Linked DNA regions of Mus musculus: region 2 is linked to region 1. The links are chromatin contacts, found by Hi-C or POLR2A ChIA-PET in ENCODE. All regions are on one chromosome and are shown on one strand. Each heading gives the region's core, a stretch centred on a gene start or an enhancer-like site at or near the end of the contact. The rest is flanking DNA. Distances are from core to core; before and after follow the strand shown.

Evidence for each region. Hi-C counts contacts between places; a loop is a spot of excess contacts on that map. ChIA-PET counts read pairs that join two places held with the same protein, here RNA polymerase II (POLR2A).
Region 2: a map of left cerebral cortex shows a loop between it and region 1 (10-fold over the local background). The contact joins the promoter of Zfp61 here to the promoter of Zfp111 in region 1. A Hi-C loop is called at or near these places in 1 of 37 maps with a recorded cell type or tissue (left cerebral cortex). POLR2A ChIA-PET finds 5 or more read pairs at or near these places in 4 of 5 experiments (Patski and embryonic stem cell).

What each region holds. Positions count from the first base shown.
Region 1 is chr7:24,205,098-24,211,496 of GRCm38, forward strand. Zfp111 (zinc finger protein 111) reads right to left here and starts at 3,052. Exons shown (of 4, transcript NM_019940.2): 1 at 2,932-3,052; 2 at 1,961-2,018. The coding sequence starts at 1,975.
Region 2 is chr7:24,296,556-24,302,954 of GRCm38, forward strand. Zfp61 (zinc finger protein 61) reads right to left here and starts at 2,994. Exons shown (of 7, transcript NM_009561.2): 1 at 2,638-2,994; 2 at 1,719-1,820; 3 at 1,018-1,183. Zfp94 (zinc finger protein 94) reads right to left here. Exons shown (of 6, transcript NM_001199321.1): 6 at 5,149-6,399. The coding sequence ends at 6,000.

The DNA.
Region 1 (6,399 bases), core at 1,802-4,301:
CAGAGGCTGGAGGATTTCCAAGTTCCAGGCCAGCCTGGTTTACAGAGTGAGTTCTAGGGCAGCTTAGGCTACACAAACTATCTTGAGGGGGATCAGGGGAGAGAAAAAAGAAACCCTAAGTAAGATGCCAGCCTTCCGAAACCTTCTGGAAGAGCCATGCAGCTCATTCCGTGCTCTCAGGAACACATCCCTGCCAACAGTAGTTGCATTTGGGGACAAGTTTGTGAGCACTGGCTCTGTAAAGCTTGAGGACCTTGGTTCACACTTTAAGGCTCCAGCCTGATTTGCTTGTGCAACTACCATCTGCATAACAGTCCCTCCATATCAACGTGCCTGAAGGGATTGAATGAGACCACAGAAAGGACCTAGAACACAGTGTGATATGCATTAAGCAGCCAATATGTCCCCAACAATACTATCATTATTGTCTGTATTAAGCCAATCATGGCCACACAGTGTTCCATAAAGGCTACACTGTGTGTGTGTGTGTGTGTGTGTGTGTGTGTGTGTGTGTGTGAGAGAGAGAGAGAGAGAGAGAGAGAGAGAGAGAGAGAGAGAGAGAGAGCGTGAGCGCACACGCGAGCATGTGTGTAATTTCACCATACATATACTTACAATAAATGCAAAACAATCTCATTAAGGAAAGTTCAGAAAACTGCCATTTTTAATCAGTTACCAAAGTACCCCCAAATTTTTAAGTGCCCAGTTTAGGCCAGAATACAGAGAATCAGGGATACCTGGTGACTACAAATTACGTGTGAAAATCACCACTGTTGCTAGCAAAACAAGCGTCTAGTCCCTGGAGCTGAGGGTACTGTGTAGCTGGGGAGCTTGGCTGAACTCCATGTAAAATACCCGTGCATTTGTATTCATGCTGCAGTTTCCTGAATCATGGCTCCTGGGTGCTCAGCGGTGTCTAATATATGCGCTGAGTTTCAGGGCTGCTGGTGTGTCTCCATCATAGCACACAGCTCATTCGATCCCAGCTTGTCTGTACACGTGTCTGTGTGTTTGTCCTTTCTTCATCACCATGGCAGCCGTACACTCTCCCTGGTTGCTCAGGAAATGAATCCTCAGGACACCCCGTGCAGGAAGTGAGGGCGAGCAGAAGTCTGTGCGTGTGTGCCCACATGTCTGCACGCATGCACGTATATTTATGCACAGCATGTAGAGGTTGGAGGACAATCTCTGGTGCTCTTCCTCAGGTACTATCCACCTTTTTTGTTGCTGTTGTTTTAGAGTCAGGGTCTTTCTGTGGCTTAGAACTTGCCAAAAAAAAGGTAGGATGGCTGCCAATGAGCACCAGGACCTGTCTCCACAGAGTCCCAGAAACAGGAGACTCTGTTTCAGCAAGGTGGAAGAAGAAAGCCCAACTTCCAAAAGATGACCTTAGCATGGTTACAATTCCTTTATTTCATCATCATCATGATGCAAAATTTTAAAGTGAAAAAATTCATAAATCACATGAATAGGGAAGACTTGTATTTATTTGCAGAATAAAATTAGGCAAACTTTGGAAAATGATGTCACCTTTAAAATATAAGTGAACTTAACAGTTTTTTAAATGTATGTGTGTCTGTGTGTATATATGTGTGCAGGTCCCTGGGAAGTTAGGAAAGGGCACTGGACACCCTGGAGTTGGAGTTACAGGCAGTTGTAAACTATCAGATGTGGCTGCTGGGAACCAAACTGCCCTTAACTACTGAGCCATCTCTCCAACCCACTTTCTCTAGTTCAACTTATTTTACTTATCCTTGTACACTTTCTCGTGTGCAGTGCACTTTGAGCACATGTCCCACCGTCCTCTTATCCCTCCTCCTTCCAGACCTTCCTTCTCAGCAACTTCCCCTCTTCCTTCATGCAGTTCAGAGAGGCTCTGTGTAGAGCACTTGCCCAGCATGCAGGGGTCCTGTTTCCAATCCCTAGCACTGCGGGGAATGGGGGAAGCAACCCGACTTACCTGTAACTTGGTCATTGTTCTCTTCTCTTTGAGACAAGGCAGGGCTCTGGGAAGCAAGCTGGGGAAGAGGGGCTTCGTGAGAACACTGCTAGGACAGTTGGTCCACATGGCTTCCTCAGCTTCTCCATCAGCCCCAAGGGCTGTGCGCGCTGACCAGGCTTTTCTGCCTACTTCCTACTAAGCCTCCGGGTTACCAGACTCACTCACCACATTCTCTATTTCTGGAAGCTCAGGGGTGCTGGGCACTCTTACCTTCACAAGGCTGCTGTGGTGATGGGTTTTCCAAAAAAACCAAATGTTTAAGATGCATGCTGTGTCTTGACTGACCACCACTCTCAGAAGGGTCTGTCAATTGTGACAGCTATCTTACATGTTACTGTTTGCATACATGGGAGTGAAATTATCCCTCTGTCTTGCTGTAAAAGGCTTAATTACTAGTAATCATTGCTCATTTGCAAGAGCCTCCACAAAGTCTCTTTTCCCACGTGCATAAAGATAACGACCTATAAAAACCTAAAGCTCAGCAGATAAAGGCCACTGTCGCTGAAACTGATCCCCTGAGTCTCTGGACCCCACACAGTGGAAGAAGTGACTGAACTTCCAAAAGTTGCTTTCTGATCTTGTCAGTATACAAGCTGTGGCACGCCTACCTCTCAAAGTAAGTAAGTCATATTATATCGCATCGCATCGCATCGCATCGCATCGCATCGCATCGCATCACCACATCACAACCAGAGTTGCATACTACTTAAGGCTTTAGGGCACTGCTATCTGCCATCACCGTTCCTCTGATAGACTCCAGTGGAAAGCTAGACTCTCCCTGGGGCTCCACAAGCAGCTGAGATGGGTCCAATAATCCTGAGCAGCGCCACTTCAGGAAGGGCCCAAGAAAGAGGAGTGCCCCCCCCCCACCCCATCCCTCCGCCTCTCACTTCTCCCCAGCAGCGGACTCGGTCCCCGAGGAGGCATACCAGGAGCAAGGGCGTACAGGGCCACAGAAAAGCTTCAGGATCTCACTTCACCAGAAGTACCACCAGGCCGCCTTGGTTTGCGGAAGTGGAAGCGACTTTGGCAGCCTCTGGAGCGGGAATTACCATTCCCAGAATGCCTCAGTGGAAGCACCTAGCTCTGGTGCTCTTTTGGGACTACATTTCCCAGAATGCTAAAGTTTGGTTAACCGCCTAGCTGTTTTAACAGCTGTTAGGTAGTTAGGTCCTTGGATATAGCTTTTTTGGAAACTTGTTCTCCTGAGTTGCTTTTCGGGATTTGGGAGTTTTTGGTTTTTGTTTTTGTTTGTTTGTTATTCATTTGTAAAATGGCATGAAAGACAATTGTAGTAAGTTGTTGGTGGTGGTCGCTTTTTTTCTCCCCTCACCCCCACCCCAGGTAGAGATTCTCTGTGTAGCCCTGGCTGTCCTGGAACTGCCTCTGTAATCCAGGGTGGCATCGAATTCATAAACCTCCCTGCCTCTGCCTCCCAAGTACTGGTATTAAGGGCATGGGACACCAAGTCCTGCTGTGGATACTTTTTAAAACATTGAAGCCCCACTGTTGTGATTATAATAAGATATAGAGGTAAAAAAAAATGTGTTCTATGGGGTGTGGTGAGGTGTGGGGGAGGGGGTCCCTCAGCGAGCCCAAGCCAAGGCATCCCTTTCCTCAGAGGGACCAGTGACATGACGATATAGCATAGAATAGAGTTTATTTAGGGCATGGGGAGGGGAGTTAAGAGAGTAGTAGAGGCAGAGAAAGGCAGAGAGAAGGAGAGAGTAGAGAAGTAGAGGCTGGCCATGATCACGCGGAGAGAGCAGAGGGAAGGAAATGGGGAGGGAGGGGGGGCAAGAGGGCAAGAGGCAAGAGAGAGAGGCAAGAGTAGGAGAGTAAGAGCGAGTAAGAGAGGGATGAGGGGGCAAGCAGCCCCTTTTCTAGCGGGCCAGGCCTACCTGGCTGTTGCCAGGTAACTGTGGGGGTGGAGTTCAGACAGAATACCAACATCCATATTATACTGCATTATAAAAGCTAGAACTTCAGTTGTGAAGCTATAGGCGCTTGACTGAGCAGCAAAGTCCGAATCCCTTCACAGAATCCCGTGAGATGTGAGGGGACACCCGCCTAGAATCTTCTAGAGAGGGGCTGGGAAAATGACCTGGTAGTAGAATACAGACTATTTTTGTCACTGTTAAGTTGCTGTGAAGAAGCACCATGACCAAGATATAGAGAGGCAACTCTTAAGATAGAGAGCTTTTATTTGGGGGCTTGTTTAGTGCATTATCATCACAGTAGGAAGCATGACACCAGGCTATGAAGAACCATTCAAATATTTGAACTTTGGGCAGAGGCTACTCTTATCCAAACCACCACACCCCACTCCCTAGTCCCCATAGGGTTATAGGTACAACATAATGCCTATGGCCAGCAAAACTGCTTGGCAGATAAAGGCATTTGCCCAACCAAGTTCAAGGACCTGAGTTCAGTCCTTGAAATACACATAGTGGAAAGAGGGAACTGACCCCTGTAAATTTCCTTTGACCTCCACCAAAGTTGCTGTAGCACACTGATGCACACACACACACACACAATTAGTTAATTAGTTAGTAAATTAATAAAAATAAACTACTACAAATTATAAGAAGATTATTATTTTGTCTCCGTTTCACTGAAAATCCACTTCAGAGCCCACCGTGCTGCAGTAACTATGCTAATAAGCCTCTTGCCCAAAGGACTGCTCAACTCAGTGTCACACTCTCATTCCCACTTCCTCCCTAAAACTTAACAAAAACATGTCCATTCACCATGGGTGGTTGCAGGAGCCCTGAGTCTCGGAATCTGCTGTAAACTGTAGCTCAGGTTATTGGTGTATATATAGAACTGTGTGCCACAGAGAGAAGAGTATAAACTCTATTTAATCTACTGGTACACACCCATTCAATTCTTTTAAAAACCAGATTCATTTTTACGTGTGTGTGTGTGTGTGTGTGTGTGTGTGTGTGTGTGTGTGAGTGAGAGAGAGGGAGAGGGAGAGGGAGAGGGAGAGGGAGAGGGAGAGGGAGAGAGAGAGAGAGAGAGCGCGCACAAAAGGGTGTCAGGTCCTGTGGGGCTGGAATTACAGGCTGGTTGTCAACTTGACACTAACAGGGAAGAGGAAGCCTCAACTACAAAGATGCCTCCATGAGACTGGTCTGTAGGCAATTTTGAGGCATTTTCTTTATTAATGGCTGGTGTAGGAGAGCCCCACTCGCTGTGAATGCTGCTATCCCTGAGCAAGTGCTCCGAGGTTGTATAAAATAGCAAGCTTAGTAGCCAGGCCTGGTGGCTTTGATCTCATCTCTCAGGAGGTGGAGGCAGGAGGATCTCAATACATTTGAATCCAGCCTGGTCCACATAGTGAGTTCCAGGACAGCCAGGGCTACATAGTGAGATCCCACATGAAAAGACAAAAAAACAAACACCTACCAAGCCATGGACAGCAAGCCTGTTGGCAGTGTTCCTCTGTGGTTCCAGCTCCAATGCCTCCTCTGGCTTCCCTCAGTGACTGATTGCGATTGGCAGGTATAATCCAAACAAACCCTTTTTCCTCCAAATTGATTTTGCTCAGTGTTTTATCACAGTAACAGGAGCCCATCTAGAACAGGGAGTTTTCTCCTACTTTTGGAAATGTTTCCAGTGTAGTGATGAGTTTTTGCTGCACCACTTTGACTCCTGGCAGATCACACCCATGCACCCACCCAGGAGCTATCTTTGGATCCACGAATGAAAGACGCATACATATTAGCTTATTTGTAAAATGCCTTGGCTACCTCAAAGGCTAGACACTCTTAAATCTTCCTCCGTTACCCCAGGCCCAGTCAGGGAAGTGGCCAGCAGCCACTTACCTGAAATCTCACATAGCTGGCTGGCTTTATTTCCTGCTGCTCCTGCATCCTATCCTTCTTCATGGAGATTCTCTTCATTCCTCAACTCTAAGGGTCCTTCCCCGTGCTCAGCCATTGGCTGTTGGCATCGTTATTGATTAATCAAAAACCAACTGGGAAGAAGGACCTTTAGGGTTTGGACACACAGATTCCTGATTGAATCAAAGCTTCAGACCGGTCCTCTAGGCAGGCAGATGTCAGGCACAAACTATCAGCTGCAGTCCAGTCCTCTCAGCAAGCAGACACCAGGCAGCCATAGTTCAATCCTAAAGAAACCGCCAGGCTCACCAACCAGGCTGAGGCAGGGCTGCTGAAATGGCAAGCTGTTGCAGGAACTTCATGAGCAGTTCTTGAGCGAGTTTCCCTCAATGGCTGCGTTATCACAAGTTGAGCTCAATAATGCTATACAAGGTGAACCAATACATCCGTGCAAAGAATAGCGAGGCAGAGAAAACCAAACCAAAGCTCAGTGCTTGCCTCCCACTGTCTGTGGGGTCATCTTTATACTCCTTCCTCAAACATCCTTTT
Region 2 (6,399 bases), core at 1,744-4,243, 91 kb after region 1:
TCTGTGCCAGGCAGCATGGTGACCCTTCTGAGCCTGAATTTTGAGATGAGACCCTTCCCTGAACTGTTTACATGTGACCTGTGTGGGAGTCACCTGGGATGCAGACTGCAGGGGTGTACGTGCAGGAGTTCTCAGTTAGATGGGCAGGGTTTGGGGTGTACGTGCAGGAGTTCTCAGTTAGATGGGCAGGGTTTGGGGTGTACGTGCAGGAGTTCTCAGTTAGATGGGCAGGGTTTGGGGTGTACGTGCAGGAGTTCTCAGTTAGATGGGCAGGGTTTGAGCCTGGGTACTGTCCCAGGAGAGGAAATTCTCTCTGCTGGTTCACGGTGAGTTTCTAAACTGCTGCATGGGACAGCCCAGTCCAAGGAACACAGCTGCCATTTAAAAGAAACTTACCCAAGAAAACCTGACAGAACCAAACTAAAAGAGCCATTGTTCCAGTTGCATACTAAAGTTGTAACAGTTCTGTTTTTTTTTTTTTAACATGATCTGTAATTTTAGACATCTCCATGTCTATAATGTTAAAAAAAAAAAAAAGTTATTTGGAAATACCAGAATTGGTGAAAACAGGGCTGGTGAGATGGCTCAATGGGTAAGAGCACTGACTGCTCTTCCGAAGGTCCTCAGTTCAAATCCCAGCAACCACATGGTGGCTCACAACCACCCATAATGAGATCTGACACCCTCTTCTGGTGAGTCTGAAGACAACTACAGTGTACTTGCATATAATAATAAATAAATCTTTGGGGGAAAAAAAGTTAAAAAAAAAAAAAGAATTGGTGAAAACAACTTTTTTTAAAAACCTAATACCAGGGACTGGGGAGATGGCTTAGTTGGTAAAGAGCTTGCTGGGCAAAGCACAAAGACCTGCGTTTCATCCCAAGGGCACATTTTACTTGAAAAGTCAGGGGTTGGGGAGGAGGGGGCTGCATGCCAGTGGCACACACAGATCTATAAAGCCAGTTCTGCGAAGGCAGATAATGGCATCTCTCCTGCTTCTTGGTCAGCTGGCCTCACCTAATTAGGCAATCTCGAAGTCCACGAGGGAGGATTTGGTGGATAAAAGCTTTTACCACCAAGCCCGAGTTTGGTCCTCAGGATACACAGGATGGTAGATGGGCAGCATCTCCCCAGCGTGGTCTTCTAATCGCCACACCCACACCGCAACTCACGTTTTCCACCCCTACATAAATATTAAACAGAAAAACAGTGGATGGTTCCTGGGAACCCGAGGTTGACATCCGGCGTCCATACATGTACACACACACACATGTACACACACACGTACACACACACAGGTCTCAATAAATGTACAAAGCCCGCTCTCAAGATCCCTGCAAGCCAGTGCTAACCTATATTCATGATACTGGCTGGCTTCCTCTGGGAGCTTGGACCAGTAAAATGTGGGTTTGAACAGCCTATTGTCAGAGGCTAGCCTGGGATATGGCCCCCACCCTTGGGTTCTTGGAAAGAAAACTCTTTTACCCTCTCATGCAGTGCCAAGGCTTAGAAACCCCCGCTTGTGGGTTTTTTTTTTTTCCTTTATCCATCCCTTCACCTAGTGCTGGGGGTCACTCTCCTTCCTGTCCCATCGGGAAGGTCTGTGGCCCAAGTTCAAAGTAGGACAAGGATGTTCGTGTGCTTGCTTCCGAGTTGTGGTGCCTGGTGGTCTCTTCGGGGTTTCTGCCATCTGGGCACAACACTCTGTATAGACTCACCTCTAATAAAAGTTAATCCCAGGTGTACGACCCACACATCCTCCAGCGTCAGCCAATCTTAGTCACTTATGGCTTCCAGCACTGCTTTTTGGGAAGTCAGGGCTGCAGGGAAACCAAAAATTGTAAAATTATAAAATTCCCTACATTACATCTCACAGTTCCTGCCCCAGTACCTGCTGCAAGCAGCCAGCTCCTTCCTCTAAAGGTCATAGATGGGTCACAACTGTGACGGCCAAGAACTGGATGAAGTATTACTATGGTCTCTCCATGAGACCTGCATGCCAGGCAGTTTTGAGTGTTTCACCATCCTTTTTTTTTTTTTTTTCTCTCCAAGTATGCTACTAGGAAGGTCTAATGTCTGTCTTTTGCAGAACACCCAAGATATGCACAGAGAGATCTGCTAGTGCGGCAGGGGCAGAAGCAGAGCCGACTAGGGGGTGGAGAAGGTGGGCGCCGCGGGAGCAGGGAGGGAGCTGCAGAAGGGGAGCGGTGGCCGCAGGCGGAGAGGGGGGCTGCAGGAGGGAGGTGGCTGCAGGAGTGAGGGGGACTACAGGAAGGGAGAGGGGGCTTCAGAGAGGAAAAGAGGGCTGCAGGGAGGGAGGGGGGTAACGAGGGGAGAGGGAAACTGCAGAAGGGGAGGGCTGCTGCAGGCGGGAGGGCTGCTGCGGGCCGGAAGAGGGGGTCTGAGGGCAGGGAGAGTGGGTTGCAAGAAAGGGCTGCAGGACCAGAGAAGGAGATTGAAGGCAGGAGAGGGCTGCGGGCAGGAGGGGAGGGGAGCTGCGGAATGGGAGAGAGAGGGCTGCAGGCAGGGAGAGGGGGCTGCGGGGACGGGGCGGGGCGGGGGCACTGCAGAAGCCGCTCGCGCCGAGGGCCTGCAGGCACCAGGACGCTCCCTCCGGAGCTCGCCGCTGCTCCTTACCTTTCAAACCTCGCTCCTTCCTTTTCACCCGAGACGCAATTGCTGTCGATCTCAGAAGCATCTAGCGGGTCATTCTGGAGGTTCCTGGCTAAAATAACTCAAATCCAGGGGGACAGATGGCTACAGGCTAGCCTGAAGCCGACGAGTTCCCAGAATTCCGCGTGGAGAAACCGTGCGTGACGCTCGGCTCCCTCAGTGGTAACGGAAGTGAGGATGCAGAGGCGCGGGTGGCCGGTCCCGAAGCTAGGGGAGGAGCACCATCCTCCCGTATTGGATTTCCCTGTTGTTTTTCATTTCCCATACTCCCTAAGAAAGTCTTGGACAGCAACGTCTTTACATTGGAGGATGTCTGCCTTAGGACGTATAGGCTTTGGCGCTGGAGAGATGACGTGGTGCGGAGAGCGCTACTAACTGCGGAGCTCAAAACCGTAGTTGCTCCAGCTCCGGAGGACCCGTCGCTCTCTCGTGGCGTCCTCGAGCACTGCATGTACAAGGTACACAGACAAAACATGCAGAGAAAACATCCATAAATAAATAAATAAATAAATAAATAAGTGAGTGAATAAATAAACTTTCCAAAATACTAAAATAAATAAATAAATAAAATAAATCATTTATTGGTGTGTTCATGCATGCGTGGGGAGCGTGCGTGCATGTTATGTGAGACCCCCGAAACTGGGGAGACCTCCGCTCAAGTCCCGGGATGAGCTGGCACCCCAATAAAACCACACCTGATGCAAAACCACAAGAGGCTTTATTGTCAGCTAGCTGAGGACCGCGCAGGGCAGGGGAGTTCGGCCCCCAGAGGTAACAGTAGGGGGGGGGTCTTTTAAAGGAAAAGTGAGGAATTGGGAGGAGTTGGGAGGAGAGTTGGCAACAGTTCTTCTCTGGCGAGGTGGGGGAGTGAGCTATAGCTCCTCTCCTGTGTCTATCTCCGTGTCCTTGGCACAGGGAGCCAAGCAAGGGCCTGGCTAGGTCTTCCTACAATTATCGCATCTCTGGTTGTAAGGCACAGAAAAAAAAAAAAAAAAAAAAAAAAAAAGCTTTTTGCTGGCTATAGAGAACAAAGAGCTTCTTTCTGGCTGTATCCCCAGAGATCGGGGAAAACGGGCTTGGGGGAACGCTCGGGGTCTCACAGTTACAGCGCAAATGAGGAAGTCATAGGACAGCGTACAGGAGTAAATCTCCTTGCAGTCACTATGTGGGTGCAGGGGACCCAACTCAGGTTGTCAGGCTGGGCAACAGGAGTGTTTACCTGCTGAGCCACCTTGCCAGCCCTTGAAAACTCATAAACCCCAGCACAAGAGCCAACTTTTTAAAAGGAGTGAAGATTCAAACATGGTTCAGCAATTTCAATAGAAATAAGAGTAGCAAACATGGACATGTTTATCTTTAGAATTTTTTTTAAAGAAATGGATATAGGCAAATTACCTTGTGGGGGGAAAATGATAACATGTGAGAACTGAACTATCGCATGTTGATGGCAAGAATACAAAGCGGACAGCTGTGTATTTTTTAAAGTTGCTCTTAGAAAAGTTAAATATATTACCATTGATCAACGTAGTAGTAATTCTAGATGTAAATGGCTGGCTGTTTCACAGCATAACCCATTCTCTTAACTCCCTCCTTCCAGTTTCCAGCCCAGGCCCCTTCAAACATTTCTCCCGGCCACTCCTCCCTCAGTTTTCCAACAGCGTAAACAGTCCTTCTCCGGCTTTCCCCATTCTAACCGCTCCAAGCTATAACATCGGCTCTGCCTGTCTACTCAGCTCAGCTTCTCCTGGCTCAGCTGTCTCAGAGTTCCTTCTGTCCCTACTGCCTTCTCCTCTACCCCGCCCCTTCGCTTCTACTAGCTCCGCCCCGGCCCCGCCCCCGGCCCCTTCTCCGCCAAAACTGGCTTTGTTCTCCTTGGTCTCCTGAAGTTTCTCAGTCCCTGCTTCTTTACAAGAAATGATGGAAGCTGTTGCCTATACAGTGAGAGCTTGCCTTTATTTCATTAGCTTGTTTCTCATCATTTTCTTTTCAATCAACTGAGCTCCGTGTTTATTTCACTGACTTTAGACTCAAGTTGGAGATAGTTACTGTGGCCCATAGCTGACTCAGAAACCACTTTTGGCATAAAAATAGATTGATTATTTTAAATATGCAATTCCTTTTTCTTGCTTTCTAATTCTTTTGGAATTTTTTTAAAGATTTACTTATTTTATGTATGTGAGTACACTGTCGCTGTAGCTGTCTTCAGACACACCAGAAGAGGGCACCGGATCCCATTACAGGTGGTTATGAGCCACCGTGTGGTTGCTGGGAATTGAACTCAGGACCTCTGGAAGAGCAGCCAGTGCTCTTAACCACTGAGCCATCTATCTCTCCAGCCCTCTTTTGGAAATTTTTCTGAGACCATATATGAATTAAATGTTGTTTCCTCCTTTAGCCTCTTCAGGAAACTCCATGCTTTGCATCCACTGCAGCTGGCAGACTGAATAAAAATTTTTCAAGTGACTGTCTTTCTCAAGGCTGGCTTAACAGTTTACTGAAGGCATATGATGTCTTAGGCACTGCTTGTGAATATAGGTACGCAATGTAGATATACAATTCAAACATGTACTATTAATTGGGAAGAAATGTATTTTAAACAATTTCAGTAAGTGGTAATTTATTAACCACAAAACCTAACTTGCACAGTAGTGCCGTGGAACACTTTCTGTAAAGGGGAGTAATGAGGATGGTCAAAATCCCACTGAGACACACAACAGAGTCTGCAGCTGAACTAGAAGACCGAGAACAGGAAAGCTCCGTGAGCAACGCTTCCGGAAGAACAGAAAGCATGTGTACTGTAGAAAGCCATGCAATTTGTCATAGACAACAACGCCGACCCTGAGCAGAGAGGCTGGGCCCTGTGTGTGGTGATGGTGTGTTCTGAGGAAGGCTGCAGTGAAGTCACACAGTTGCATCATGGGTAAGAGCTGCCAGAAGCTCCTAGAACCTGTTGAATTCTGAGGTTTTGGTCCCTGGATATGCAGAAAGCTTGTAGTGTTCCTAAATATCTTGTGACTGTCACTTACGGTAATGAAGCCCCACACGGGGTTGCAACCAGCAACATAAGAAAGTGATCTGGTTCCTTCCTTTGAGATACCTCCAGGTCACACTCAACTTTCCCCCGGTTGGTTACTGTCTCCATGTGTTAAAGGTCAAGGTTCTGACTGAAGTCTACATGGCTCCAACTTACAAGGCTTCTCTGCTTGTGGTCTCCCAAGCATCAAAATGCATCCTGGTCCAGTCAAAATACTAATACTACAACTCCCTTGAGAACTCTAAGAGTTGGGACCTTTCAGCTTCCAGTTGAAATATCAAACTATAAAACATTATAGAGTTTGTTTCCCCTGTGAGCCTTCTGATGCAGGCAAATCCTTGCGACCCTCATCCTCTGCATGGGCGCGCTGGTGAATTAGGAGACTTGAGCTCCAGCTGAAACCCTTCCCACACTCCTCACATCTGTATGGTTTCTCTCCTGTGTGAACTCTCTGGTGGGCCTTGAGGTATGAGCTCCAACTGAAGACTTTCCCACACTCCTCACATTTGTAAGGTTTCTCTCCCGTGTGGATCCTGTGGTGGTCATGGAGGTAGGACCTCTGCCGGAAGCGTTTTCCGCATATGTCACATCGATACGGTTTCTCGCCTGTGTGGACTCCACGATGAGCCAGAAAGTTGGAGGCCCGACAGAAGCCTCGCCCGCACTCCTCACATTGATAGGGTCTCTCTCCC